Linked DNA regions of Homo sapiens: region 1 is linked to region 2. Evidence: chromatin loops called from intact Hi-C (ENCODE). Cell type or tissue: mammary epithelial cell. All regions are shown on one strand. Each heading gives the region's core, and the rest is flanking DNA. Links, peaks and the distances in the headings are about the cores only. Region 1 holds the start of TACR1-AS1 (TACR1 antisense RNA 1). Region 2 has its middle 120 kb from the start of EVA1A-AS.

Evidence for each region. Hi-C counts contacts between places; a loop is a spot of excess contacts. Peaks named below come from ENCODE experiments on the same cell type or tissue, not always from the same donor. Only the 100,000 strongest peaks of a DNase experiment are listed, where the experiment ranks them.
Region 1: it touches region 2 in a loop (12-fold over the local background); 12 of 110 quality-filtered maps call a loop at or near these places.

What each region holds. Positions count from the first base shown.
Region 1 is chr2:75,150,168-75,166,069 of GRCh38, reverse strand. The region is part of intron 1 of TACR1 (tachykinin receptor 1); the gene reads left to right. TACR1-AS1 (TACR1 antisense RNA 1) reads right to left here and starts at 11,752. Exons shown (of 4, transcript NR_168010.1): 1 at 11,499-11,752; 2 at 9,755-9,866. In mammary epithelial cell, for the core only: a CTCF peak has its summit at 8,432 (motif pointing left); no DNase peak of the experiment used is centred there.
Region 2 is chr2:75,395,520-75,411,421 of GRCh38, reverse strand. No RefSeq gene overlaps it. Among named protein-coding and RNA genes, the nearest start is that of EVA1A-AS, 120 kb to the left of the region's middle. RefSeq lists an enhancer at 7,367-7,426. In mammary epithelial cell, for the core only: a CTCF peak has its summit at 7,278 (motif pointing right); no DNase peak of the experiment used is centred there; H3K27me3 peaks cover 586 bases.

The DNA of each region.
Region 1 (15,902 bases), core at 4,284-12,283, 250 kb after region 2:
CTAATCACAGTGAGGGGAAAAGTATCCCTTTAGGAAATGTACATTTGCATGACTTTTTAATTAAAGGTTAAGGACTTAAAGGATATTTGTGTGCTTCTTTAACAGATGTCAGTTGTTTGAATTGGCCCATTAAAGTATGGGGCTTTTCTTGTTAAAAAGTCATTCCAAAAGGCTTGGCAAGAGTTTGCTATACAACGGAGGGACAGAGAAACATGAGCTGGGGAGTAGGCTCTGACAGAAGGTGGGCTGTCTTCCTGCCTCCACTGTTGGGCATTTGTCATATCAGAAGTGGAGGACAAAAAGAGCAGGGACCTGAAGCTAAAGGATTTGCCATAATAAGTACCAGCGTTAGCCTGGGCGCACCATATTTTATGAGAACTCACTTTTAGGGGCAGAGAAGTCAAAGGCCCCTCCCAGACTACTCCAGTGGCCCAATGCTCTGACCTGAAGAATGGAAGATGGGGCCAGGCGCAGTGGCTCCCGCCTGTAATCCCAGCACTTTGGGAGGCTGAGGCAGGGGCATCACGAGGTCAGGAGATTGAGACCATCCTGCCTAACAAGGTGAAACCCCTTCTCTACTAAAAATACAAAAAATTAGCTGGGCATGGTGGCGGTTGCCTGTAGTCCCAGCTACTCGGGAGGCTGAGGCAGGAGAGTGGTGTGAACCCTGGAGGCGAGCTTGCAGTGAGCCGAGATCGCGCCACTGCACTCCAGCCTGGGTGACAGAGCGAGACTCTGTCTCAAAAAAATAAAGTAAAATAAAATAAAAAAGAATGGAAGATGGGACACCAGCCCCAAGTGGGCATCGTCCCTTGAGTATCCTTAATTAAGGAGGTTGTAGTGAGCAGATCTTTCGTTCAAAAAGGGATTAAGGCCAGAAGTGGGAGTTGTGACCAATTATGCTGAGGTATTTTGTCTTAGTGGTTTTCGTTATAGGAATCTAATCCAAACCCTCGTCTAGCTTCTGATAAGCCCTTTGGGAAGATAGTAAGACTAACATGGATGCTCAGGTGGTTGATCCAATGCTCCTGCTCATGCTGGGTCCCATGCATCCACCCCTCCACACATCCTCTACAATAGGATGAATCATAAAATTCAGGAGAAGGATTGGGACAAGTTCAGTGTCACATGGTCATGGATCCAACTTCATGCCTTGACTTTGCTCTATCTATGGCTTCTTATAACTAATTATTTTCATAAAGTGTTAATGGAACTTGGGACTGAGCATTGTTAGCAACCTCTGCAGAGGCCAAGTTAAGGCTTGAGCTAGACCAATTAGCAGTGGGCATGGTGAGACAGGAGCCCAAATGACAGAGCCTTCCAGGAGCACTCGGAGCCAGTGTAACTACAGTCATAGAAAATTAACTCTGCTTCATGAAATCAATTCAGTGCTTTTACCTACTTTTCTTTGTACAGGAATAGTTATCACATAATTTTTTTTTTAAGTTTACCTTTCAAACTGCCTGAGCCCAAAGTAATTCAACAGATTATTTTTCATTTTCTTCCAAGACTATTGTCCTTTTTAGATTATCAGTTTATGCTTCAGTTGGACTGGGTCATTTGTATTTTGCCAGAAAATTATCTATTTCACGTACTGCGTTCAATTTTCATTATTGTTATACCTTTTTAGATAATGTCTTTAATTCTTACAAGATAATTCATTTAGTCATAATTATTTTTCTATTATTTTTATTTTGTACAATATAAATATTGTCATTCCTGCTTTTTCTTTTTTTTTTTTTTAAGATGGAGTCTTGCTCTGTCACCCAGGCTGAAGTGCAGTGGCATGATCTCAGCTCACTGCAAGCTCTGCCTCCTGGGTTCACGCCATTCTCCTGCCTCAGCCTCCCGAGTAGCTGGGATCACAGGTGCCCGCCACCACGCCTGGCTAATATTTTGTATTTTTAGTAGAGACGGGGTTTCACCATGTTAGGCAGGATGGTCTTGATCTCCTGACCTCGTGAACCATCCGCCTCGGCCTCCCAAAGTGCTGGGATTACAGTTGTGAACCACTGCACCCGGCCCACTCCTGCTTTCTTAGTTTGTATTTGCTTGATTGTTTTTGTACCTCCATTTGTTTACTTTTTTAGGAGATTTTTTTTTTCAAGACAAGGGTGATAATTTTATATCACTTCATGAAATACTCCAAAGAAATAGAAGAATCATTTTGTGCAAAATATAGACTGGTTAACTAACATGAAGAAACTTAAATGATTCATTTTAAATTTCATTGAATCAAATGACTAAATCCATGAAGAGTAATAATGCAATATTGGGATACAAATCACTCTCTCTCTCCCTTGCTCTCTTCCCTTACTACTAAGACATCTACATTTTTATATTGAATTGATTATTTTCTTCAAAATAAGTCATAAAATACTTCTAATGAAAACAACGTTGAATATCATATTTTTAACACACCTGTGCACCAACTTTGTAGAATAAGTCATTAGGGAAGAAGTTCAGAGTTCACTGTTTCTATTTCAACTTTTTTCTCATTTATCTGATAAAGAGGTACTTTAAAAATTATAAGAAATCTGGCAACATTTACCTTTGCCCTGCCAAGCAATCCATTTAGAATTGCATTTAATAGAATATATGCCTATGAAACACAAAACTTATTATTAAGACTTATGTAAATGCCTTTATTTTAGAGTTTGTACTCTGTGAGTTTGTACTGCTGTGAACTGATTCACATTTTCATTCAAGGCAAATAAATATTCTTAGGTCCTAAAGAACTTGAGCCCAAAAGGAAAGCACAAAAAAGCTTATGTAAGGGTAAAAAAATTGATAAAAGTTGCCATAGACAAACCCTGACTTCTCTAGTTAGCACAGCACTTTGGTGCTTGCTCTCCCAAAGTCTCCTGTGAATCAATGGGGACTCTCCACCATCTGCTGACTCAGGGATCAAATCTCCCTCCATTCTGTGACACTGTCATTTCAACACATGACTTCCAAGTTTGCCATGACTGGGTAAGAGGGAAGTGGAAGTGTCATGTCAGCTCTTAACTGCCTTAGCCAGGAAGTGGCACACATCACTTTCACTCACATTTTGTTGGTTAGACTTATTCATACAGCCTTGCCTAGTTGCAAACGGACTGGGAAGTATAATCTCTTATGGGACCAGGACAGGGAAAATATGAGGTAGGCCCAGTAGTCTCTTCCACGCATGATAAATGCATAGTTCTTCATACTCAAGTATAGCAGATTGTAACTGGGATTCTAGCATGGAATTTTAACAACCTTGAAACATCAACAAAATTTTTGAGTCATCTATCTTTCAATGAAATGGTAATATACAATTAATGTGCAAAAAGATTTTAAGCAGAAAAAAGTGGAATCTTGAGTGTCTCTCAGACAAAAAATACTGCACAAAAAATTGCTAAAAATATCATCATATTGACCTTCAATTACAGGGAACTGTGTTCCTAACCAAGAAAGTCATGAAATATAATTAAGTATGTCTGAGATAAAACAGAACTCAAATAGATCTATTTCCTTTGATACATTTTTCACTTCTAGCTGGAGCTTCTCAGTTTTCACTGGCATGTTTTATTCTAGTCCCAAGGTTCTCTTTCCTAAAATAGAAGAACTAAATATTGTAAACTTTCATATGAAGGCACTGGCACTCTTCCAGTACTATTTGGAGATCCAGAACCATTGGCCATTGGCTAGAATTAGTTAGGGAACAAAACACTGTGTGCCTCTAACACATTTTTTAAAGATTCTGCCATTTTGCTTAAAGAAATATTTAGGTGGGGTAATGAAAGCATGCAATACTTTAGGATGCCTTTGACCTTCATAAATCTGATTATGTAAACTTTTAATTGGATGGCTGTATTCTTTTGAATTTGTAAGTGTCACAGAGCAATAACATTTTATTCTAAAATGCACTTTCAGAACATTCTTTGGCTTCCATTCTGCAAATGGATTTTCAATACGCTCCTGAGTGATATTAATTGGAAGGTTTCCAACATTTCCCCTCCCCCCAACACAGACTCACTTCTTTTTTTTTTTTTTTTTTTTGGAAGAGTCAATACTTGTTAGCATCTCAATTGGTCTCCTCCTTCAATTTTGACAAATTCATCTAATATTCCCTCTGGATTAGTGATTACCTGATACATTCACTGACCTAGACTCAATATTGCCCATCTGTTTCTCTCCACAGAACTGATGAGAAGATATAGCTCAATATCCATAAGCCATATTTGTACACAAGTTTTCCATCTTTTAGTTTGTAACTTTTCCTGAGTAATAGTTTTTTTAGGAAGTCCATATGGTTTTTCACATGCTTCTGACCTTTTAGAGTCATTTTCGTTTCATAAAAGTGTTTTAACCATTAATGTTTCATGTAATAGTGACTATGCTTTGTCTACTTCTGCTTCTATTTTAGGTGATTTGTTGTTCTCTCTACTGTTTTCATTTTTATACCTCCTTTACTATATGGACTATTTTCTTTGACTTTGTTTTGTCTCATGACTTGAAAGTTGCGCATTCTGTTGTTATTTTCCTGGTAGTTTACATTAAAAATAACTTACTTGAAACTATTCTTTTCTTCCTATCAATGCCAAAAATAAAACTGTATTGATTGTACCTCTGTGAAAGATTAACATTTTAGTATGTATTTCTAATTCCCTTTTCTTTTCTCTCACTGTCCCAGTTTTTTATGGAATGTTAACTCATATTCTTACTATTAAATATTATGCTGTATATTTTCTCTTTAAAGAGCTATTTTTGACATTTGTAATAAGCCTCATAATGATATTATAACTATTATTAAGCTTTAATTTTCAATTTAAATGTTTGCAAGATTTGCCATAATTCTTTTAGTAAACAGCTTTCCTTTTTTAATATTCTTCTCAACCGTTTATCCCTAATGTCTTTGAGTAGTGTGGTTTTTGTTTGTTTTGGGGGGTTTGGTTTTTGTTTATTTTTCCAGGAATGGTATTGTGAATATACTTCCTGATCTCTTATATTCATGAGAAGTTCTTTCTGTTACCTTAGCACAACTTAGGTAGACAATTATCACTCTATAAGATTTCTCATGTCATAATTTTGTAAATGTGGCTCTGTTATTTTCTGGCATTATAATAGAAGATTAGAGCCCAGCCTGATATTTTTCCTTTATAGGCAAAATGTTTACCTTCTTGGATGGCTGGTAGAATTCTTTCCTTACCATTGAAATAAGAAAATATATCAGAATATCTCTGGATATGTATCCCCTCTCTCACGTATATTGATTTTGCTTAGTGTAAGCAGATCCCAACTTTTATTCATTAAGGAACTTTTTTTTCGGTTATGTCTTAAATCATTACTTCTGTTCAAATTGGTTAGTTCTCCTGTCCAGGAATCCCTATTTCCCCATTATTTTTTATCTTATTGTTCTTTTCCTTTTCATTGTGGAGCAACTTCTAAAGCTGGTTCTTTCATTTCTAATTTGCTTTTTTGCAATTTACCTGTTCTGATGCTGAATCCGATTTTGTAACTGCATTTTTAACTCTTTCAGAATTGTTTCTCATCTCAATCATTCTTTATTCCTGCCTTTTTGTCCCCAGCAAGTTCCTTTTTATTTCAGCTTCTATTCCTTTGATTTCCAGTCAGAACTGTTCCACAGTGTCCATGTTATGAATAGCTTTTAAAGTCCAAAACTACCATATTTTCTAATTTATTTTGGATTTATTTGCATAACAAATAAATCAAACAAAGATTTATTTGTTATAAATCTTCTTTCAAAACTGTTTTTTTCTGCCTTTTGAGCATTATGTTCCCCTCCTTTTATAATACGTACTCATAATTCATTGTCATCAATTTCATTTTTTTTTCTATTTACTCATTCTTTAATGTGCAAAGGTCTGCTCAGGAGAGATTTTCCTGTAAACTCCCAAAACTCCCAATGTATGTTTTTAATTTTGTTCCCCTGGCTATCCACATAACTGCTGGTACAATTCTTTTCTCTTTTCTCTGCTGGTTCACTTCTCTTATGAACAAGTGTTGTTTGATATTCTTACTTTCCAGCCCATCTTTTGCTGTCTTAAAGTCTTGTATGTAGTGTGAATATATTGCCATGGGGAGATATCCAGTCCCACTGCCTATCTTTTCATGAGTGGTATTGATTCCTGTAGAGTCAGACCTTCTTCCCAATTCTTTATGTGCCTGATCCAGCGAATGGTACCTCTATTGACATGTAGTAAATGCTCGGTAAATAGTTTCTCCAGGATTCAATATAACTCCCAGAATGCACTACGACTCTGTCAGACTCAGCTCTTTTTAACTGCCACCCAGACCCTCTAGGTATAAGCACTCCTAGTCACACAACATTTTATGGGTAATTGTAGCCTCAAGCCAGTGCAAGAAAACAGTAACTAATATTAGGGAAAGTGTGGTCAAAATGGCTCTATTATTCTAGAAGTCAAATTGGGGCTAGCTTTCCTTTCTCTGCTGGGAAGACTCCATGTTTCTAAGGAAAGTACCTAGAGTGGGCATAGCTTTATTGACTAAAAAAAGATGGTAACCCTTATCTTTTTTCCTGCCTGTAACTTCCTCAGAACTTTGGCTAGTGGAAATTCTTCCTGTTTCCTGGCATATCACTGAGGAATTCTCGGAGTTTCCAGTTTTACAGAAACTAGTTTCTCTTTGTTTTTTCTTAGTTATATCACAGGAAGTTGGGGAGAGAAAAATCAGAATTTATTAGATTTTTAAATAAAAAGATAATACAATTAATTCATAATTATTTACATTTAACTGAGTTCTGTACTTACCAGTAGCCTCCTTTTCACATGTCTTTCTTATCTAAATTCTTTACTTTGGTTTGTGTTTCGGTTGGCTTGAGTATTTAACACTTTAAATAACGTAACTGAGGAGGGCTTGTGTTCAGGATATACTTTCTGAACCTTTACAGACCTAAAATTAGTTGCCAGCCAAGCTGGACTAAAAATCAGGTCCCCTACAAAATTAGCTACTTTGGCCTTTCCTACAAAATTAGCTACATTGTTTATCTCTCTAAAACATTAAAAAAAAAAGGTACCAATAAAAAATTATTTTACCAGGTAGTGGTTGTAGTAAGAATTAAATGAGATAATACTTCTAAAGCACTTAACACAACAGTCTTCCAAAGTTGGTACAATTACTAGCTCCATTTACAGATGAAGAAGCAGATGCTCGAGGTTGAGATAACTTGCTGGAAGCTGCACAGCTGGTTGGTGGCAGAGCCAGGCCTGGGACATGGGACCGTTTGAGTTCGGAACAGAGGCCCAACTCCAGCTAAATCACCACATTGCAAGCATCTCACCCAACCACCCATTCCTCTCTTTTCAGTTCTGCTTCCTTTGCGATGCTGGGCATATTGATTTGAGGAATACTCAGCTTTCAGGTCCCAGCTGCCAAATTAGATTATGTTGCAAACATTCAGCTGTCTCCCTATGCAACATCACATATTCAGCAGGCATTTCAACAAAAATTAATTGATGAAAATATATGGCAATCACCCAGAGCTGATAAAAACAACTTTTAACCCTGCTGCTAACTACTAACAGATTCTAAGGTTAGAACTTTGCCTGAGGCCTGCGATAGAGCACTCTTCCCCCAGGACCATTTTAATTTTTGCTGTTTATCAAAATAAATACATATTTTTTGATATTTTAGAAAATAGATGTCCTATTGCTGCCTTTTATAATAATCCCTCTTATTAAGCCAGACACTGGGAATACATAATATGCATTTTCTGCCTGGGAAAAAGGCAGAGAGCAAGGGAAAGTTAATAAGCTGTGGAAATCTCTCCATGTCCACTTGGTCAAATTAAAATTCTACTGATTACATAGTTGCCTAGAGTAATGCTTTTCCGATAAATGCTCGATCTTCGTCCATAGGAAGATCTCAGGAGACATTTACCCGAAGTGAATCAGATCCAAAGATAGTAAAAAGTGTTGGAGGACCCAGTTGGGTCATAGTTGGAGTCTTGTATTCTCTTTGCCCTTAACCATCTCTATGATCTTTGATGCATTCTTCACACAGCTAGGTTTCCATTTCTCAGTCTTAAAATAAGGTTTAGACCTAACCTATGAGGTAATAATGAGAATTTCCCAAACTCATGTGTGCATATGCAAGTTTCTTGAGAAACAGGCTCTAAACTAAAGCTCTTTTTGGTGGGGACTTGGACTCAGATTCTCTTACTTCCCTGTCTCTAGGTAGAAACACTGCAAATTGTTTTGCTGCTGTAAATTCTCTTTCAATAATCAGAAGATTTTCTTTCAGTCTATTTCCCACATCTTCCTGATAATGGCCAGTAGGCAGAACTGAAAGAACAGAATGAAATATTTGAATTGCTTAAAACCCACATCTCCCTGAATAAGATTAATACATGTATCAGGTTTTATTTCTTCTTCTTTTTTATAGAGGAACAGTTCCATCTAGTGTAAGGACAGGGCACTCCTCTTCCTGACTTCAACCCTTAGGTGGGGGATGTTCCCAGTGAGTATTTGTCACAGTCCTGGCCCCAGGCTATTTCAGGGCTGCCTGGCCACTTACCTGCCCCTTCTTTGACACATTGTTTGTGAACAGGTGGAGGAACAAGGTGGGTACAATCCCCCTTCTTAACTCTTAACAATGCAAGCTCTGATTTTCCTATGTCAAATCCTGTCTTCGTAGGTCGTTATGATGCTTGTTTGTCAGGACCTGAGTCCTCTCTTTTGGGAGAGTAGGAAAGAGAAGCTTGAGTACCTACCCAAAGTCACTGGGTAAGCCTTGCTTCCATAGGTGGGTGAGGAGGACTACAGTGGGCAGATGGTAGTAAGGAAAATGAAAGGAAAGGGAATTTGTTTAGACTTGGAGGAGAAGGGTCTAGCTTTCCTCCAAGTCTCAGTTACCAGTTTGCTCCACGGTGGTGCCTTTCCTTCTTCATCCTCCTCCTTATCAATCCCCCAACCCCTGCCCTGCCACTACCACAGACCTGAATACAAGCTGATGAGATAATCCCTTCTAGCCTCTGTTTCTGAAAACCATTGATCCAGGTCAGCAGCTGGAATGCATGGGAGACATGAGTCCTTTGGAGAAATGGATGGAGCACCCAGCCCCGACTCCCATCTCCATCATGGGAGGAGAAGAGCTGTCAGCTTCATAGTGCTGAGCATTCTTTCTCATTCTCTTAGTCATTTTAATGGAAATGCAGTGTATCCCTACATTTCACTATCTCTTTACTTCATTTAGAAGAAAACTAGACACTAATGAGCATACCCAAATCCAATGTAGAAAGACAGATTGAAACAGGGGTTGGTAAACTTTGTATGAAAGACCAGTATATTCATTTCCTAGGGCTGCTATAACAAATTACCACAAACTGGGTGGCTTGAAACAAAAGAAAATTATTTTCTCACTGTTATGTAGACCAGAAGTCCAAAATCGAGGTGTTGGAAGGGCTGTGCTGCCTCCAGACACTCTTGGGTAGAATTCTTTCTTTTTTTTTTTTTTTTTTTGAGACGGAGTCTCGCTCTGTTACCCAGGCTGGAGGGCAGTGGCATGATCTCCACTCACTGCAAGCTCTGCCTCCCAGGTTCACACCATTCTCCTGCCTCAGCCTCCTGAGTAGCTGGGACCACAGGGGCCTGCCACCATGCCCGGCTAATTTTTTTTTTTTTTTTTTTGTATTTTTGGTAAGGATGGTCTCGGTCTCCTGACCTTGTGATCCGCCCGCCCTGGCCTCCCAAAGTGCTGGGATTACAGGCATGAGCCACCGCGCCCGGCCTCTTGGGTAAATTCTTACCTGCCATTTCCAGCTTCTGGTGGTTCCAGAGGTTCCTTGGCTTGTGGCTGCATAATTCCAGTCTCCACTTGTTGTGACATGGCCTTGTCCTCTGTATGTCTCTTCTCCTCTTCTATCGCTTACAAGAATACTTGTTATCATATCGAGGACCCACCACAATAATTTGTATGCACAATATGATATTTGTCACACTATTCAACTCTGTGTTATAGCACAAAAGCAGCCATAGACAATATGTAAACAAATAGTGTGACTGTGTTCCAGGATATCTTAACTTATGGACACTGAAATTTGAATTTCATAGAATTTTTACTTGTGAAATAGTCTTCTTTTTATTTTTTTCAATCATTTAAAAATGTAAAAATTGTTCTTCACTCAGAAGCCATATAAAAAAATAGGCAGCAGGCCAGCTTTGGCCTATGGGCCATAATTTACCAATCCTGAGTTAGAATAATAGAATATATCCTAAACCATCTTGATTCCTTTTTGATGGTCTCCAATAACCTTCTAATAACTCCAGCTATCTGTTCTGTCTACATTATTCTAAGTGTTTCTATGTCTCTTGACATACATTTGACCACTCTCCTTTTTAAAACTCTCTCTCTTGTTATGTGGATATGATAAAATGTAAATGTAGCTTCACAAGAAATATAATAATGGAGGGTAATTGGTGATTTTCCAAGGCAGGAGGGTGGTTGTCCTGACCTTGTTTGTCTGTATCTGAGCTATGTGACCCTTAGAACAGGAGATGGTGGCCTCTCTGGATGGAATAGAGATTTTACAGGTGAGCTGGACCAGAAGAGCTGGTGATACTCAGGTGGGGGTTGAATGGGGCAGTTGTGAGGCACTTGTGGACATTAGAGAGGTAGAGATAGAGAGAGGAGAGAAAGGGGGAAGAAGGGCATGTAAGCAAAGGGAGGGGGAGACAGGAAAAAGAGGAGAGGAGAAGAGAGGCAGAAAGATGAGCCAAGGTTGCTCACGGCAAGAGAGGAAATTAAATCCAGATGATGCTAAGTGAGCTTGAGGCTCATTAAGCCATACCAGGCAAGAAGACAGTTAGAATTGTCCTTGAGCTGAAGAGGAGAACTACGTTAGGAGCTGCAATCCCAAGAATGGAGAGAGGGTCCTGGAAGGCTTGAGGATGGGGCAAAGATGCTGGGGCTTGGGAACAGTCCCTCAACGTTTTGGGGTTTTTAGATTTTTTTGTTTGTTTTTTAAATGGAGGTCAAAGTGTAACAGCCTTCCAAAATAAACTAAGTTGTCCTTATGCAGCCCTTTCATTTGGTTTGAAAAGGTGAGGTCAGAGATGTTCATGCTCAGTGTGAATTTGGAGACGCAAAGGAGAGAGGCAGAGCACAGACTCATCTGGAGGAGAAAGGCAGCTTCCTGCCTCACTGCCCAGGACTGAGGTAGGGAGCAGGCCAAATGCGAACTTGGAAGCCAGTGGCAGAGGATGGGCCGAAAGGAGGGATAAGGGAGTACCAGGAGCTAAGCAGTGCTGTGGAGAAGGTCTTTTAGGGGACTCTTCCAACAGCAGCAGGGATGCAGGGTAGATAGACAGGGAGAGACCTGGGGCCAGAAAACCCAGAGAAGACAAGACAGTTAGGAGACTCCAGCCACAGTCCAGGCAACATGCACGAGGGCCTAACTTACAGTGGGGATGAAAGGGAATGATAGCTGGGAAACCCTCTTCAGAGGGAATCACCATGGCTCATTGGCTGACAGGTTGTAATTTCTCACTCACCTGTGCTGGGTTAGTGCTGAATCTCCACTGGGTTTCTTCAGAGAGTGTGTGTGTGTGTGTGTGTGTGTGTGTGTGTGTGTGTGGTGGGTTAGTGCTGAATCTCCACTGGGTTTCTTCAGAGTGTGTGTGTGTGTGTGTGTGTGTGTGTGTGTGTGTGTGTGCGTGCGCGCTCTTGGCTGATTATCTCCCTGGGCCAAACTTCCAATTATAAATCTCCCGGAGTGAGTGGCTTCAGCAAAGCAGTCCTTCCTTGTGACATGCTCAGTCTGGAGGTTCTGACTACTCCCCCATGAGCTCTGTAGGGGAGCTGTTTGTTGTTTGGGATTTTCAGAAACAGGATTTTCCTGCTTGGGCAGCAACAGCATGACCCTGAGTGTTCAGATCCCGAGGGAGCCAGGAGCCGGGAGGAAGGCAGCAGCAGGCTCAGCTTCCTGTAGGCCAAGCATTGCTTTGGGCAGTGAGGGGGGCATCCAAGTGAACTTTAGTTGTGCACAGCAAGCCCCACACCCCCGCCCTTCAATTAATCAGTGAGCCAGCAAGCTGGGCCTTTACTGAACTCCTATAGTGAGGCCAGTTTCCTTATCAAAAGTGAATGGCCTCATGGAGAGACCTCAGTCCCACACCCTGAATAAAGCTCAATAGTGCTGCCCACCATCAGTGATTCCAGGAAAAAAAATTTAATGAATCTGATTAGAATACTTAGAGTACACTGATGACCTGGAATTAGCTTGAATAGGAAGAGAGGATACGTGAGGAATTAAATCCTTGCACACAGGAGTTAAAACCACCTCCTCCCTTTTGCATCCCTGGTTGGTCCACCTGGATCCTCTGTCTTCACAACTTAAAAGGGTTAGCAGCCACATGGAAGGAAACAGGGAATGTGCCAGGTGAATTTCAGAAGTTTTGCCATTGCTTCTCTCCAAGTTGTACACAATTTCAATAATACTCTAAGAATTAAGAGATGTATTTTAATGGGTTTTTTTCCTGATCCTATAAACAAATCTTAGGTCATCAGATCTGGAAGAGACATCAGACCTTATGCTCTGCTTCCCTTGTAAAACTGAACGCCTTTAACAGCACAGCTCAGAGTGCAGTCAGTCAATATTGACATTTCACAAGAGAGGTCAATAATTCTCAGCAAGTGAGTAGCTGGTTCTAGCTCAGTCACCCACTTAGGTGTCAGGACTATCTTCTGAGAAGCAGTCTTTCATAACATCCCACTGAGGCTTGGATGCCTTCAGAAAAGATTTCTGACAATTCCTGTGCTTTCTTGCCATAGCATCTTGTTAGACTCAGTCAAGGTGATTGTGTATTGTTCCTACCCTGCCCTCTGCTGAGCTTTTGCCTAAAAGAACTCTTATAAGAAGTCTTAGGCTGGTGCAGTGGCTCACGCCTGTAATCCCAGCAATTTGGGAGGCCAAGGTGGGCAGATCACAAAGTCAGGAGTTCAAGACTAGCCTGGCCAATATAGTGAAACCCCATCTCTACTAAAAAATACAAAAATTAGCCAGGCGTGGTGGTGCACGCCTGTAGTCCCACTACTCGGGAAACTGAAACAGGAGAATCACTGGAACCCAGGAGGCAGAGGTTGCAGTGAGCCGAGATTGCGCTACTGCACTCCAGCCTGGTGACAGAATGAGACTCCGTCTCACAAAATACCAAACAAACAAACAAAAAAGAAGTCTTGGCCCCATCTTTCTTTGGAATTAATAGCCTTTGATCCACCCACTAGAAATGGTAGAGTGAGGTGTACAGTCTATTCTCCTAAGGAACAACCCCTTAGCAGTGAATTTCTCTAATGGGAATGCATTGGGGTGACTAAGAGAGCTGTGATCTATACACCTGTTTAGTGATATTTATCAATCATTTATTAAGCATTAATTGAGCATCTACTATGTACCAACTGTTAAGCTTCCTGTTTTCAGATTTAGAAGGAATCAGACATCTGACACTTTAACTCTCAGCCTCGGAGCATGTATTAGTCCATTTTCACACTTCTGATAAAGACATAACTGAGACTGGGAAGAAAAAGAAGTTTAATTGGACTTACAGCTCCACATGGCTAGGAGACCTCAGGATCATGGGGGGAGGTGAAAGACACTTCTTACTTGGCAGCGGCAAAAGAAAATGAGGAAGAAGCAAAAGCAGAAACCCCTGATAAAACCATCAGATCTCATGAGACTTATTCACTATCATGAGAACAGCATGGGAAACACTGGCCCCCATGATTCAATTACCTCCCCCTGGGTTCCTCCCACAACACGTGGGAATTATGGGAGATACAAATCAAATTGAGGTTTGGGTAGGGAAACAGCCAAACCATATCATTCAGCCCCTGGGCCCTACAGATCTCATGTTCTCACATTTCAAAACCAATCATGCATTTCCAACAGTCCCCCAAAGTCTTAACTCATTTCATCATTAACCCATTAACCCACAGTCCGAAGTCTCATCTGAGGCAAGACAAGTCCCTTCCACCTATGATCCTGTAAAATCAAAAGCAAGCTAGTTACTGCCTAGACACAATGGGGGTACAGATATTGGGTAAATACAGCCATTCCAAACGGGAGAAATTGGCCAAAACAATACAGGGCTCATGCAAGTCTGAAATCCAATGGGCAGTCAAATTTTAAAGTTCCAGAATGATCTCCTTTGACTCCAGGTCTCACATCGAGGTCACAGTGATGCAAGAGGTAGGTTCCCATGGTCTTGGGCAGCTCCATGCCTGTGGCTTTGCAGGGTACAGCCTCCCTCCCAGCTACTTTCACAGGCTGGTGTTGAGTGTCTACAGCCTTTTCCAGGTACATGGTGCAAGCTGTTGGTGCATCTGCTATTCTGGGGTCTGGAGGATGGTGGCCCTCTTCTCACAGCTCCACTAGGCAGTGTCCCAGTAGGAACTCTGTGTGGGGGCTCCAACCCCACATTTCCCTTCCACACTGCCCTAGCAGAGTTTCTCCATGAGGGCCCCACCCCTGCAGCAAACTTTTGACTGGGCATCCAGGTACTTCCATACGTCTTCCTAAATCTAGGCAAAGGTTCCCAAATCTCAATTCTTGACTTCTGTGCACCTGCAGGCTCAACACCATGTGGAAGCTGCCAAGGCTTGGGGCTTGCATCCTCTGAAGTCACAGCCCAAGCTGTACATTGGCCCCTTTCAGCCACAGCTGGAGTGGCTGGGACACAGGGCACCAAGTCCCTAGGCTACACACAGCACAGGGACCCTGGGCCAGATCCACAAAAACACTTTTTCCTTCTGGGCCTCTGGGCCTGTGATCGGAGGGGCTGCCATGAAGGTCTCTGACATGACCTGGAGACATTTTCCCCATGGTCTTGGGGATTAACATTAGGCTCCCTGCTACTTATGCAAACTTCTGCAGCCAGCTTGAATTTCTCCCCAGAAAATGAGTTTTTCTTTTCTATCGCATAGTCAGACTACAAATTTTCCAAACTTTTATGCTCTGCTTCCCTTATAAAACTGAATGCCTTTAACAGCATCCAAGTCACCTCTTGATTACTTTGCTGCTTAGAAATTTCTTCTGCCAGATACCCTAAATCAGCTCTTTCAAGTTCAAAGTTCCACAAATCTCTAGGGCAGGGGCAAAATGCCACCAATCTCTTTGCTAAAACATAACAAGAGTCACCTTTGCTCCAGTTCCCAACAAGTTCCTCATCTCCATCTGAGACCACCTTAGCCTGGATTTTATTGTCCATATTGCTATCAACATTTTGGGCAAAACCATTCAACAAGTCTCTAGGAAGTTCCAAACTTTCCCACATTTTTCTGTCTTCTTCTGAGCCCTCCCAAACTATTCCAATCTCTACCTGTTACCCAGTTCCAAAGTCGCTTCCACATTTTCAGGTATCTTTTCAGCAATGCCCCACTCTACTGGTACCAGTTTATTGTATTTGTTTGTTTTCACACTGCTTATAAAAAACATACCCAAGACTGGGAAGAAAAAGAAGTTTAATTGGACTTACAGTTCTACATGGCTGGGGAGGCCTCACAATCATGGCAGGAGATTCACTGGTACCACTTCATATATGGTGGCAGCAAAAGAAAATGAGGAAGAAGCAAAAGCAGAAACCCCTGATAAACTCATCAGATCTCATGAGACTCATTCACTATCACAAGAAAAGCATGGGAAAGACAGGCCCCTATGATTCAATTACCTCCCCCTGGGTCCCTCCCAACATATGGAAATTATGGGAGATACAATTCAAGTTGAGATTTGCGTGGGGACACAGCCAAACCGTATTAGAGCATATGCTTATTAAAGTTCCTACCTCACCAAATTGTAATTAAATTATAGCATGTTTCTCTTTTTCACTAAATTCTGAGCTTTTCAAGGGCAATTCAATGTCATTCACCTTTTTAAGCCTTATTCCTGGCAAAGTGTCTGGTGT
Region 2 (15,902 bases), core at 2,940-10,939:
ATCTGTTGTGAATCTACTATAGATTTTTGCTTTGTGGTTACCTTGAGGCTTGTAGTTATAACAGGCTATTTTTAACTGAAACAACTTAATTTTGATTGTACTTAAAAAACTCAACCTTTTTATTTCACCTCCCCCCATCTTATGTTTTCAAAGTTATAATTTATACTTTTTTATATTGTGCATCCCTTAACAAATTATTGTGGTTGTTATTAATAGTTTTGTTTTTAAGCTTTCTACTAAAGAAATAAGTGACTTACACACCATAATTTCAGTATTAGAGTTTTCTAAATTTGATTATGTACTTACTTTTGACAGTGAGTTTTATACTTTCATATGTTTTCATGTTATTAATTGGTGCCTCTTTCTTTCAGCTTAGAGGAGTCCCTTTAAGATTTCTTATAAGACTTCTGGTGATGATGAACTCTTTCAGCTCTTCTTAGTCATTTCTCCTTCATTCCTGAAGGACAGATTTGTTGGGTACAATATTCTCAGTCTGCAATATTTTTCCTTTAGCACTTTGACTGTGTGAAGCTACTTTTTCCTTGCCTGTCAAATTTCTGCTGAAGTCTGCTATCAGCCTTATTAAAGCTCTGCTTACATGTGATTTGCTTATATTCTCTTGTTGCTTTCAGGAGCCTATCTTTGTCTTTGAATTTTCAGTTTGGTTATATGTCTTAGGATAGTCCTGTTTGGATTGGATTTCATTTGAGGCTTTTGACTTTCCTCTTCTTGGATATTTACATTTGCCCCAATTTGGAAAGTTTTCTGCTATTATTTCTTTAAGTAAACTTTCTATCTCTTTGTCCCTTTCTTCTCCTTCTTAAACTCCTATATCTCAAACATTTGCCGTTTTGATGCTATCCCACAAATCCCGTAAGATTTCTTCATTCCCTTTCATTCTTTTTTATTTTTTTCTCGGATTGTATATTTTCAAATAACCTGTCTTTAACTTCACAGATTTTTTTCTTCTGCTTTATCAATTCTGTTGTTAATGCTCTCTGTTACATTTAAAAAATTTTTATTTATTGTGTTTTTCAGCTCCATAATTTGTTTGTTGTTTTTTAAAAATAATTTCAATCTCTCTGTTACATTTATAATTTTGGTCATTTATTGTTTTCCTGACTTAATTAAATTGTTTCTCTCTTATTTTAAATTCCTTATCAGGCACTTTTTGTATCTCCATTTTCTTGGGGTCAGCTATTGGAAATTATAGTGTTCTTTTGGTGATGTTATATCTCATTGATTTTTCATGTTTCTTATTGCCTTACACTGATATCTGCACATTTGAAAAAGTAGAGACTTATTCTAATATTTGCAGATTGGTTTTGTCTGGGAAAGCTTTCCTCAGTCAGCCCATGTAGAGATTTTGGGCAGGGGCAGGCTATCTGGTGTGGTCTGTGGGGAGGCTTGCTGCTGGAGTCTTTGGGGAGGTTTGGTCAGCAGGTGGATGCCTGGCACCTAAGTTCACAGGGGCTTACCAGGTGCTGGGGTGGGCCTTGAGTCTAAGTCTGCAGTGGCCAGCCTGGTACTAGGATGGGCCTGATAGCTGTGTTCACTGGGACAGGCCTGGAGCCTGAGTCCACTGGGATGGGCCTAGAGCCTGAGTCCATAGGCGCTAGCTTGGGACTGGGGAAGATCTGGAGCCTGAGCAAATGAAGATAGGTCTGTGTTCTGGGTCTTCAGGTATGGATCTGGACCCTGGGTCTGCTGGAACATGAGGCAATAAGGGCCAATATGGAGGATGCAGCTGCAGGGACCAGCCTGGAATCAGGCTGGAGTCAGCCAGGCCTGGAGTCTGTGTCTGTATGTGGCAGCCTGGTGCCTGAGACCAGAGATGTGCCTCTGGTGCTAGAAAAATAAATAAAAAGAAATTTGCAACTGAACATAGTGGAGTTAAAGAAAACCTAAAGGTAAAGCGAACACCTCAAAAGTAGTCAGAGAAAAAAGGACAGAGTTTCCCAAAAGAGCAAGGTTTAGACTAACAATTGACTTTTCAACAACAGCAACGAGGACATAAAACAGTTATGTGATATTTTCAACTTGCCGGAAGAAAAGAACTGCCAATCCAGGCAGTAAAAATATTCTTATAATATTCTTATTCTCAAAAAATTCTTAAAAAATCAAGACAATTTGGAACATTTCCAGGCAAATAAAAATAGATTTCACTATTAGCAGACCCATGCTAAAGAAAATTCTAAAACATATTCTTAAGACAAGAGGAAAATGATCAGATAGAAAGATTCAGGAGAAAAATAAAAAGTCATAACATTGACTGTATGTTCCATAATGGCAGGGCTGGGCTCCATCCTGTCCACTGCTGACCTTAGCCATTTAAAGGATGAATGAGATAATAAAATAAGCTTGACATAAAGATGAGATTTCCAGTCATCAGAGCTGCTTACAGATGGAATAAACTGTCCCAAAAAAATGTGATATAGAAGCAGAAACAAGCTAACTGATGTATTCCAGGTCTTGACTTTAATCCAGGAACTTCTGGATATTTAACTTTATCATTGACTGAGCTCCAGTGAGCTAAATATTTTTGCATGCATTATCTCACTAAATCCTTATATCTACACCATGAAGTAGGTAAAATTATCTTTATTTTACAAATAATGAACTAAAGCTCAAAGAGGCCACAATCAGGGGAAAGAGGTGTACAGTTGGGGAAAGAGGTGCAATTAGGGTTCTATAAAGCTCAAACTAAAGCTCAAAGAGGGAATAGTTGGGGAAAGAGGTGAAATTAGAGTTCCATAAAGTTTGTATACAAGGAGCGTCAAGCCTATGGCAAGGTCCATACCTGTCATGCCCCTCGTATGTCTCAGCATCAAGTGACAACCCCACAAACTTACGCATACTGTAGGTTGTTATGGAGTTTCATCTGTGAGTTCTTATGAATTACCATAGCTTTGTTGAACCATCCTATGAATAAAATTCACTGTTACTGTTGTGAGTGAGACCTGTCACCTACTTCCTAAGATGTGAACCTCATTTATCATGAGAACCCCCTTTGCAAATGTCTTCATAAAACATACATCTGTGTCTTATTAAACTGTTAGGAACTTCTTGTTAAATATGTTTACTTCTACTCCCTTCCCAACTCCTATAAAACTGACAACAAAGGAATGAAAAAGTACAACTCAATGTTTTTAAAAAAGAAGAAACGAAGTCAGTCACAGTAGATTGTAAAGGTCTATAATATTTAGAAGATGAATTGAGAATAGATGAGTCTTAAATTACTGAAGAGATTAAAGAAAACCGAAACTCAAATACCTGGTATTGGTGGTAGTGCGAGGGGAAGAAGTATTGGTTTTTAGGGATGACACAGGGAAGCAAAAAAAAAAAAAAAAATCAAGGGGAGTTTATTGAAGAAGACTAAAGTTATGGGTACAAGTCAGCACTGGAAATAGAAGAATTTGCCAAAAGTCAGTAAAACAAACAGCCACCCCCATCCTCACAGTACACTCACAAGACCATTCCTCCCACACTGGGATAAAAAAACTAGAGAAGTTATAACTCTTTGCAGAAATCGAAGTCTCAGGTTTAGCTAAGAGTTGGAGTGCCATGCCAAAAACACAAGAGCTAAACGAAGTCAGAATACTAAGTGATGAGGCCCCTTTTGGCTCCCAGAAATCTGAAATCCAAGCTTCTACCTCTGCTGCCATAGCCTCTCTCCATGACAGGCAAGATATTGGAAGGTTCCTCTCTATGAAACTGACTAGTGTAATAAGACTTAAGCATATTAATATTTAGGGTGTCTTCCAAAGAAACAGCCCAATCCCCACCCCTCTTTTCTGAAACTCACACATCAACAAGCCTCTCTCATGCACAGAAAACACCCAATCAGCTTTGTAATACTTTACTCTCAAAATTGAATGGAGAGCCAATGATTGCCAAACTATTGAGAAAATCCTTAATTTATTTTTTCTTTTTCTCTCTTTTTATTAAAAAATGCCATCATGAAAGCAACATTTTTGCTATGAGTCATACCTTACCTTGTAAAAACCCATTTATGCCATTGGAGTAAATTTATTGTTGCTCTGGTGTAAGGTTTTAGTCCTTAGTTCTTTAAAAAGTGTTTCTATTTCTTTCTATGAGACCAATCTACCTCTTCCTGCTCTCGTCTAATCTCCTCAATGACAGATTTTTCACTTTGACATTTATTGAGCCTTGGAACTACTTTATGGGATATGACAGCCCCAATTCCCATTGTGCGTTGTTTGTTTTTAGTATAGTTATTTTGCTGAGTGTTTTACTGGGTTGATATTTTTTCTCATTTTATCCTATTTTGTCTCTTTGCTATGCTATAGATGTATATATTGAGAATAACAAATATTTTAAAACTTAAAAAATTAAACCTCTCACGTGTTTTTATAGTTAGCTGTATTTTGTTGAACTTATTTTATTGGTGCTATAGTCATCACAATATGTCTTGTCAACTGGCACCTTCCATTAGGGTCGGGAAGACTTAACAATTTCATGTCATTAGTTTATTTTGGGATGCAATTCAGTAGCTGAGATAGTGTGCTTTGATAAATAAGAAGTTTAGGTAATTTTAGAAAGTTCAGTAAGACATAAATTTTTTACCTAGTCTATGCTTCATGGGAAAATAAACTTCAGAAACATTCTCATTTACTTTCTATTTCTTTTTTGTTACACATATGTAGAATGTTCATCTACAGAGAGCTCTCTCTTATGTGCATTTAAATGTGGTTATAAATTTTTGTTTATTAATTTAATAAAAGAAAGAAAAATAGACAACGATGTGCAGAAGGAGACGGAGCATGGCACAGAGCCCTACAAATAGGCAAGATTTTTCTGCGCCCAGAGATAAGGAGCAAAGAGCCATCATACACTGAAAGCATGTTTCCCTGAGAATAATGAGCCATATAACTACTCTCATGTGATTTTCAAAACATAAATCTTCAGGATGCAAGGGCAGGTGGTGATGAATTACTGGAACAGAAAATAGTTGAAGGGAAAGGGCAGCAACATCAGTGTTATGCACATTTATGCAAATTCAACTTCTAAAATATGAAAGGGTTTTCTCTGTACTATGAAAGTGACTGAAATTAATGGGTGAGAAGCAGGGAGATTTTGTATGTCTGCTTAACTCTGCCTATAGAGTCCTTTTGAATGGATGCATACAACACAAAAGGCTGAGCCATCTTTCACAGGCTCCACACTATTGTGGGTTTCGGCTGACAGCCCAGATAGCAAGAGTCAAAAGGCAGATGTGTTTTGTGAAGACTTGAGTGGAATAAAAGAAAATAATGCCAGGCTCAGAAGAGAAACTTCGCATGGATGGAAATGGGTAAAAAATACTCAGAAAATAGAATTCTAGTGAGCGGTGGGAAACTTTAGTAACCTTGAAAACACTCAGAACTCTCCTGTAGTATGTAGAATGCCTTTAGAATCCTAGAGAAGTCAGAAAAGACCCCAAAAAGCTAGATTATATTAATATAGAAAATGTATTATGATAAAGATAAGAGCCTCCACATAAAGGTCAATGAAAGATTTTAAGTTCATCTCAAAGTATTTCATTTTGGCCTGGATTTACATTGACATAAAATCTCAGAGACTCATTCCAGCTTTTCTGGGGCCAAGATGATTATCTCCTCCTGCAGATCCCCCAATATAGTTAACTTTTCCGTGAGGTGAAGTGTGATATAAGCCTTCATAAGAGCCAGAAGCACACAGTAAGAGATACGGCAACTGACAGGGATATTCTGGAACACTTACTTAAAAAGTTTGAAAATACAAAAGGGAAATCTACATGCAGATAAGCATTCTAGTTTTTATTCTGCCTTCAGATGATGCCAAAATCCTTGGCAATACGTGGAAATGGGTGAGTGAAATTCTAATATTTTTCTGCTTGTTTATAGTTTATTACTTCTCATTTTAGTATTAATCACCTATAATTACACCATATGTTAACAATAACATGTGGAAAACTAAGGAAAGGGCAGATAGCCAAAGAAAAGCTATTTGAACCCAGAGGGAGATTTTCAGGAAAGAAAAGATAGTTCGGCAGTTAGAGCTTATAAGATATGTGTGCTCAAGAGAAAGAGCCATGACCCAGATAAGAAAAATAAAGAGTATGCCTTAGACTGGGGGAAAAAAAGAGAAAGAGCTTACATCTCAAATGAGAGAGAGAAAAAAAAGAGACAGAGAGAAGGAGATTTATGATGGATGGATGCTCTTTAGCTGTCTAGTACAGTAAAATTTTGCCATCAAATGTGACAACAGGAAGCTTCTAACAAATTGATATGTGATGCCTTAATGATATTTCTACCCAACCTGAATGGGTCACATAGCCTCTCTCTGGCTCGAAATTCTTTAATCTATCCTGGAGTATTTTGCAATTTCTTCTGCCTCCAGTTGTACTGCTTAGTCAGTGATAGGCAATCGTTTTGCATAGATCTTAACAATAGAACATCATAATAGAAAGTCACCTACTCATGCATACCATTCTTTCTTAGGTCCTATAAAGCATTTGGTTGTTGCTTTGTAAGAAAATATGGAAATGCAGTTGTCCTTAAAACAATGAGTATGTGCATTACTGATATAAAATTTATGCCCTGAGACACTATTTTCATACCTTTCTGTGTACTTAATAACATTTTGTTTCAGTGATTAATCAGTGTATTCAATTTGGGTACATTGCACATGTCAATTAAATTTAATGCATAGAGCATCAACAATGAGCATAATTCTTTTGAAGTGGTAACAATATGAACAGCTATGAGGAAGCTCCTGCATGCACAGGAGCTTTGGTTATTCGAGATCTTTGGTGGTTTCACACAAATTTTAGAATTGTTCTTTCTATTTTGTGAAGAATGTCACTAGTATTTTGATAGAGATTTTATTGAATCTGTAGTTAACTTTGAGCACTATGGTAATTTTCACGATATTAATTCTTTCAATCCATAAACGTGAATGTTGTTCCACTTTTTTGTGTCCACTTTAATTTTGTATTAGATTTATAATAACAACTATATCACAATACTGATAACAATTGTATGATTCCATTGATTAGAAGATGTAGTCTTATTTTAGAGATGTTAGTACGTGAATAAAAGTTTCAGAACCATTGCAGTATGGTAATGTGATGTATAAGATAGAGTGACGAACCCCATTTTATTATATCTTCATGTGTTCACACAGTCATGAGGAATTTGGGAAATTTACTCCACCGGGTTAAAAGAATTTTTGCCTGGGACCCTGATAGGCGTGATATACAGAGAAATTGTTGCAATTCTCAGGATAAACCAGTAGAGGGAGGAATTCTCCACAGTCAGGAGCACACTCAGCAAGCAAGAAGCAACATAACCTAATTTAGACCAACGAGTAGATGTTGTAGGGTCTATCTGTGGGAGTGTAAAGTATGACTACGGAGGCGGAGGTCGCAGTGAGCCGAGATCATGCCACTGCACTCCAGCCTGGGCAACAACAGGAAAGTCTGTCTCAAAAAATAAAAATTTTTTTTAAAAAGATGGGGTGACACTTGAGTACAGTGGTTCGCTAACTCAATATAACTAGTATCCTTAAAACGAGAACGCCATATGAAGAGAATAGACATGCATACAAAGAGAATACCATGCAAACATGAAGGCAGAGGTTGGGATGACGCATCTACAACCAAGGTACGCCAAAGAGCATCAGCAAATCACCAAAAGCTAGAAGAGAGGCACAGAACACATTCTCCCTCACACAGTTCAGAATGAACCAAACTTACTTACATGTTAAAATTATACTTCTAGCCTCCAGAACGGTAAGACAATAAATTTCTGTTGTTTTAAGCCACCCAGTTTGTGGTAGTTTGTTGTGGCAGCCCTAGGAAACTAATACACTCAGTAAGAGACAAAAAAGCAGGATCAGAAACAAAAAAAGCAAAATGAAATATAAATGAACAAAGTTTAAAAGATTACAGAAGAAATTTTCCTTTCTCCAATGTCAGAAATCAGTTAGGTCTAAGTGTGTGGAATTATTTCTGGGTTCTCTATTCTGTCTCATTGGCCTATGTGTCTATCTTTGTGCCAGTACAATGCTGCTTTGGTTACTATAGGTTTGTAGATATTTTGAGGTCAGGTAGTGTAATTTCTCCGGGTTTGTTCTTTCCCCACCCCCTCCCCCCGCTCAGGATTGCTTTGGTTATTCGAGATCTTTGGTGGTTTCATACAAATTTTAGAATTTTTCTTTCTATTTTGTGAAGAATGTCACTAGTATTTTGATGGAGATTTTATTGAATCTGTAGTTAACTTTGAGCACTATGGTAATTTTCACGATATTAATTCAATCCATAAACATGAATGTTGTTCCACTTTTTTGTGTCCATTTTAATTTTTTATTATATTTATAATTTTCATTGTACAGATCTTTGACATCCATGTTTATATTTATTCCTAAGTTTATATTTTTTGTGTGACTATTGTAAATGAGATGGGTTTCTTGATTTTTTCTTATTTTTTTGCTTTTATGATTTTTTAAATTGACACAGTACATTTACATATTTATGTGATATAGTGTGATATTTTGATACATGTATACAATGTGTAATGATTGAATCAGGGTAATTAGCATACCTATCACCTCAACCATTTATGGATGAGAACATTCAAAATCTGCTGGAGAGGATGTGGAGAGGATATGCTGGAAGAAAGGGAACCTGTGTGCTGTTTGTGGGAATGAAATTAGTATAGCCATTATGGAAAGCAGTATGGAGGTACCTCAAAGATCTAAAAATCTAAAAATGGTACTACTATAGGATCCAGCAATCCCACGACTGGGTGTATGTTCAAAGGGAAGGAAATCAGTATGTCAAGGGGATATCTGCACCCCCACGTTTATTTCAACACTTTTCAAAATGGCCAAGGTATGAAATAAACCAAAGTGTTTATCAACAGATTAACGAATAAAGAAAATGTGGCATATATACGCAATGTATTACTATTCAGCCTCGAAAAAGAATGAAATCCTGTGGCAATATGGGTGAGTCTGGAGGACATTATATTAAATAAAATAAGTCTGGCAAAGAAAGATAAATACCACATGTTCCCACTCATATGTGGAAGTGAAATAAGTTGATCTCATGGAAGTAGAGAATATAATAGTGTTAACTAGAAACTGAGAAGGGTAGTGGGGAGGAAGAGATAGCCAAAGGCTGGTTAACAGATGTAAAATTACAGCTAGGTAGGAGGAATTCTTTCTAGTGTCCTTTAGCACTGCAGGGCGGCTATGGTTAATAATAACTTATTCTATATTTTCAAATAGCTAGAAGAGCAGATTTTGAATGTTCCCAATACAAAGAAATGATAAATTTTAAGGTGATTTATATACTAATTACCCTGATTTGGTCATTATACATTGTATGTATGTATCAAAATATCACACTGTACCCCCATAAGCATGTAAAACTATTACATGCTAATTTTAAAAAGATTACAGAAAGAAGGAGAGGAATTAGGAAAAAATAATAGCAATAGATTGGAAATAAGAATGGAGGTCTTATGAGATTAAACCTATGCATAGTTAATGTTCTTCAAAAGAGAACAAAACAAATGTAACAAAAAAGAATTTGAAAGGTATCATTCAAGAAAATTTCCCAAAGATGTAAAAGGACCTGACAGGGTAAGTCTTAGATTGAGTAGACAAAACAGTGTATACAGAGATTTTCAGAACAATTAATATTAAGACATGTCCTACAAAATTTTGGGATCTCATAGATAATGAAAAGAAAAAGCTATTGTGCATCCATTCAAACCTATCAACTTAAATGAGAAAAAAGAATCAGTGTGGTTTCAGGTTTCTCTAAGAACCATTCAATGTTAAAAGACACCAGTGTCTATGAAATCTTCAGGTTTAGCTGAAAAAAAAGTATTGCCCAAGAATTTTATATCCAATTAAACTGTAGTTCTAATATAAAGGAAAATACAGTTCCCATAAAAGCTTCTTGAAGAAATGACCAAATGAATTTTAGCCAACAGATAGATGAATGAGGAAACCAGCAAACAGATTGACAGTGAGCATAAAGTCGATTTAATTGTAAGGCTGAGATTAAAACAACTCTACAAGTTATGGTTGTAACTGTAAATATTATGAAATACAATAATTTAGAAATTATAAAACGAACTTGGAAGGTTGTATTAGTCCATTTTCACGCTGTTGATAAACACATACCTGAGACTGGGTAATTTATTTTAAAAAAGAGGTTTAGTGGACTTACAATTCCACATGGCTGGGGAAGCCTCACAATCATAGTGGAAGGTCTTACATGACTACAGACAAGAGAGAATGAGAGAGCCAAGCAAAAGGGGAAACCTCTTGTTTTAAAAAACCATCTGCTCTCTTGAGGCTTATTCACTACCATGAGAACAGTATGGGGGAAACTGCCCCCATTATTCAATATCTCCCACCGGGTCCCTCCCACAACACATGGGAATTATGGGAGCTATAATTCAAGATGAGATATGGGGGGGGACACAGCCAGACCATATCAAAGGTTAAGAAGGAAATAATTTACAAGGTAATGTAAGCATAGACATTAAATTAGCTTTTAAAAACAGATATTTATAAACCAATTAGTGCATTAAATACAGTTAGAATTAAAAATAAACACTGGATAAGCTAAGAATAATAATATGATATAATCAGCAAAGACCAAGCAACAGAGGAAAGGAAAGGGTAGTAAGGGAGTGAAATATGATAATTTTATCAATACAATGGATCTATTTTTTTAATGAAAGAGTTAAAATATATGAAGATATATTTAAAATAATCTCTGAAATATCAAGAACAGAATATACTAAAAATTTCCAGAAGGAATGCACATAGAAAACACAGGCCACAGAATGAAAGACATAAAATGAAAGATTAGGAGATCAACTTCCAGCATTATAGCGTAAGGAGCACAAGACAGGGTGGAAAAAAGCTGACATTCTGCTCCTTAGGATAACAGCCCTCCCACAGGGAGCTGAAGGAGTACTGTGTCCTTGGCTATACCAGTATGAAGTGGAGTTTCCAACTTGCTGATGGGAATTATATTGAATCTGTAGATCACTTTGGGTAGTATGGACATTTTAAGAATAGTAATTCTTCGACTCCATAAACATAGGACATCTTTCCATTTATTTGTGTCTTCTTCAATTTATTTCATCAATGCCTTACAGATTTCAGCATACAGATATTTCACCTCCTTGGTTAAATTTATTTCCAAGCATTTTACTTTTTTGATACTACTGTAAGTGTGATCATTTTCTTTATTTTTTTTCAGATAATTCACTTTTAGTGTATAGAAACACCACAAATTTCTACTTAATTTTTATTTCAGTAGTTTTGGGGATATAGGTGGTTTTTGGATACATAGATAAATTCTTTAGTGGTGCTTTCTGAGATTTTGGAGCACTCATCACCTGAGCAGGGTACACTGTACCCCATATGTAGTCTTTTATTCCTCACCTTCTCCAAACTTCCCTGCTGAGTCCCCGAAGTCCATTATATCAATCTTATAACTTTGCACCCCCATAGCTTAGCTACCACTTATAACTTACAAGTGAGAACACAGGATATTTGGTTTTCCATTCCTGAGTTACTTCACCTAGAATAATAGACTCCAGCTTCATCCAAGTTGCTATAAAAGACATTATTTTATTCTTTTTTATGGCTGAGTAGTATTCCATGGGGTATATATGCCACATTTTCTTCTTTCACTTGTTTGTTGATGGGCACTGAGGTTGGTTCCATATCTTCGCAATTGCAAATTGTGCTGCTATAAATATGCATGTGCATCTGTCTTTTTCATTTAATTACTTATTTTCCTTTGGTTAGACATCCAGCAGTAGGATTGCTGCATCCAATGGTAGTTCTACTTTTAGTTCTTTAAGGAATTTCCATACTGTTTTTCCACAGTGGTTGTACTAGTTTACATTCCCACCAGCAGGGTAGAAGCATTCCCTTTTCACCACATCCACACCAACATCTATTAATTTTTGACTTTTGAATTATGGCCATTCTTGCAGGAGTAAGGTGGTATCTCACTGTGATTTTAATTTGCGTTTCCCTGATAATTAATGATGTTGAGCATTTTTTCATATGTTCGTTGGCCGTTTGTATATCTTCTTTTGAGAATTGTCTATTTATATCCTTTGCCCACTTTTTGATGGGATTATTTGTTTTTTTTCTTGCTGATTTGTTTGAGTTCCTTGTAGATTCTGTATGTAAGTCTTTTGTTGGATGCACAGTTTGCAAATATTTTCTCCCACCCTGTGGGTGGTCTGTTTACTCTGCTGATTATTTCTTTTGCCATGCAGAAGCTTTTTGGTTTAATTAGGTCCCATTAATTTATTTTTGTTTTGTTGTATATTAGTCTGTTCTCACACTGCTAATAAAGACATATCTAAGACTGGGTAATTTATAAAGAAAAAAAGGTTTAATGGACTCACAGTTCCACATACCTGGTGAGGCCTCACAGTCATGGCAAAAGATGAAGAACAACAGGACTTCTTATATGGCAGCAGGTGAGAGAGAACTTGTGCAAAGGAGCTCCTCTTTATAAACCCATCAGATCTCATGAGACTTATTCACTATCATTAGAACAGCAGGGGAAAGACCCACCCCCATAATCCAATCACCTCCCATCAGGTTCCTCCCACCTAGGAATTGTGGGAGCTACAATTCAAGATGAAATTTGGGTGGGGACACAGCCAAACCGTATCAGTTGCATTTGCCTTTGCGTTCTAAGTCATGAATTCTTTACCTAAACCAATGTTTAGAAGAATTTTTCTGATGTTATCTTCTAGAATTTTTATGTTTTCAGGTCTTAGGTTTAAGTCTTTGATCCATCTTGAGTTTATTTTTGTATAAGGTGAGAAATGAGGATCCAGTTTCTCTTCTACATGTGGCTTGCCACTTTTCCCGGCACCATTTATTGAATAGTGTGTTCTTTCTCTAATTTATGTTTTTGTATGCTTTGTGAAAGATCAGTTGACTGCGAGTATTTGGCTTTATTTCTGGGTTCTCTATTCTGTTCCATTGGTCTATGTGCCTATTTGTATACCAGTACCACGCTTTTTTGGTAACTATTGCCTTGTAGTGTAATTTGAAGTGGGGTAATGTGATGCCTCCAAATGTGTTTTGTTGTTGTTTTGTTTTTTGCTTAATATTGCTGTGGCTATGTGGACTTTTTTTGTTCCATATGAATTTTAGGATTTTTTTTCATAATTCTGTGAAGAATGATGATGGTATTTTGAATTGCATGGAACCTGCAGATTCCTTTGGGCAGTATGCAGTTGTCGCAATATTGATTCTATCCATCCATGAACATGGCATGTGTTTCCATTTGTTTGTGTCATCTATGATTTCTTTCAGCAGTGTTTTGTAGTGTTCCTTGTATAGATCTTTCACCTCCTTGGTTAAGTAGACTTCTTCTAAGTATTTTATTTTTTTGCAGCTGTTGTAAAGGAATTGAGTTATAATTTGATGCTCAGCTTAGCCATTGTTGTTGTATAGCAGTGCTACTGATTTGTGTACATTGATTTTGTATCCTGAGACTTTACTGAATTCATTTATTGGATCTGGGAGCTTCTTGGATGAGTCTTTAGGGTTTTCTAGATATACGATCATATCATCAGCATTTAGGTTTTTCTAGATATACGATCATATCATCAGCAAACAGTGACAGTTTGACTTCTTCTTTACCGATTTGAATGCCCTTTATTTCTTTCTCTTGTCTGATTGCTCTGGCCAGGACTTCCAGTACTATGTTGAATGGAAGTGGTGAAAGTGGGCATCCTCATCTTTTTCCAGTTCTCGAGGGAATGCTTTCAACTTATCCCCATTCAGTATGGTGTTGGTGGTGGGTTTGTCATATATGGCTTTTATTACTTTGAGGTATGTCCCTTATATGCCTATTTTGTTAAAGGCTTTTATTATAAAGCGATGCTGGATTTTATCAAATGCTATTTCTGCATCTATTGAGATGATCATATGGTTTTTGTTTTTAATTATGTTTATGTGTTGTATCATATTCATTGACCTGTGTATGTTAAAGCATCCCTGCATCCCTGGTATAAAATCCACTTGATCATGACATATTCTTTTTGATGTGCTATGGATTCAGTTAGCTAGTATCTTGCTCAAGGTTTTTGCATCTATGTTCATCAGGAATATTGGTCTGTAGTTTTCTTTTTTTGTTATGTTCTTTCCTGGCTTTGCTATTAGGGTGATACTGGATTCATAGAATGATTTAGGGGAGGTGTGATGGTTAATACTGAGTGTCAACTTGATTTGACTGAAGGGTGCAAAGTATTGTTCCTGAGTGTGTCTGTGAGGGTGTTGCCAAAGGAGATGAATATTTGAGTCAGGTGACTGGGAAAGACAGACTCACCCTTAATCTGGGTGGGCACAATCTAATTAGCTGCCAGCACAGCCAGAATAAAAAGCAGGCAAAAGAACATGAAAAGACTAGACTGGCTTAGCCTCCCAGCCTACATCTTTCTCCCATACTGGATGCTTCCTCCCCTTGAACATCGGACTTCAAGTTCTTCAGGTTTGGGACTGTGGAATGGCTTGCTTGCTCCTCGGCTTGCTGATGGCCTGTTGTGGGACCTTGTGATCATGTGAGTTAATACATCTTAATAAACTCCCATATATATCCGTTAGTTTTGTTCCTCTAGAGAACCCTGACTAATACAGGTTTTGGTACCAGGAGTGGTTCTAGAGGAACAGAATATTAAGGATGGAGTTCTTTCGTTGGTTTGGGGGTTTCTGGAGTTGGCTGCTTAATAAGATTAGACCCAAAAATGCTAAGGACTCTACTTCTAATAGTATGGAGGACATACTACACATACTACATACTACGCATAAACACAGAGTTTAGAGTTTATGCAAAATAAACTGTGTTTAGAGTTATGCAAAATAAATGCATTTGACACTCCTGATTCACAGCTGGTGACAGGCAAGGAGTTTAATGACTCTATACATAATACTTTTGACTCTATGTAGAGAACCAAGGAACATAATGAAGTTGGCTGGTTATTCCTAAGTTCACTAGACAAAATGATGAAAGAAAATGATGAACACAGGGATTGTAACTCCCAGTTTCAGAAGCAGATACTGAGCCTCAAATCTGCTAAGGTGGCCCTGAGCAAGAGTCTTATCTCCTGTATAGAAAGCAGAAATTGTGGAAAATCAGACACAAGCTCTTATCACATGAGTGGCTGACCGCTGACCTACAATGAAAGTTGCATGCACAGCCTTGCCCAGGTATCAACCGTTAAAGTGAGGGCATTGATTGGAAAGGAATGGGACCCTGCAACTGGGAATAGGGATGTGTGGGAGGACCTTGAAGAAGCTGGGGGCACTGAGCTTGTAAACTCTGATGAACCTTTTTTGCCAGAAGAAACAGCTTCCCCATCCCCAATTGTGGCAACATCCGCTCCCCGACCCATGCTGCTATCAGCCTTTCCACCTTTGTCTAAGGCGATAAACGCTGTGCTGCCTGAGGCAACAGTGTTGCCCTCCCCTGAGGCAGTTGCGAGGCAAGATAATGTTGATTCTCCTCAGGGGCCATCCCCAACACCTTTGTTTGCTTCTAGACCTATAACTAGACTAAAGTCCTAGCAGGCCCTCAGAGGTGAGGTTCAGAGTGTGACTCATGAGGAGGTGCGCTACACTCAAAAAGAACTGCTTAAGTGTTCTAATTTATTTAAGGAGAAATCTGGAGAACAGGCATGGGAATGGATATTAAGGGTATAAAATAATGGTGGAATGAACATAGAGTTGGATCAGGCTGAATTTATTGATCTGGGCCCACTAAATATTGATTCTGCATTTAATATTGCAGTTCAAGGAGTTAAAAATTTTTCTAATAATTTATTGGCTTGGTTAGCTGAAATATGGATTAA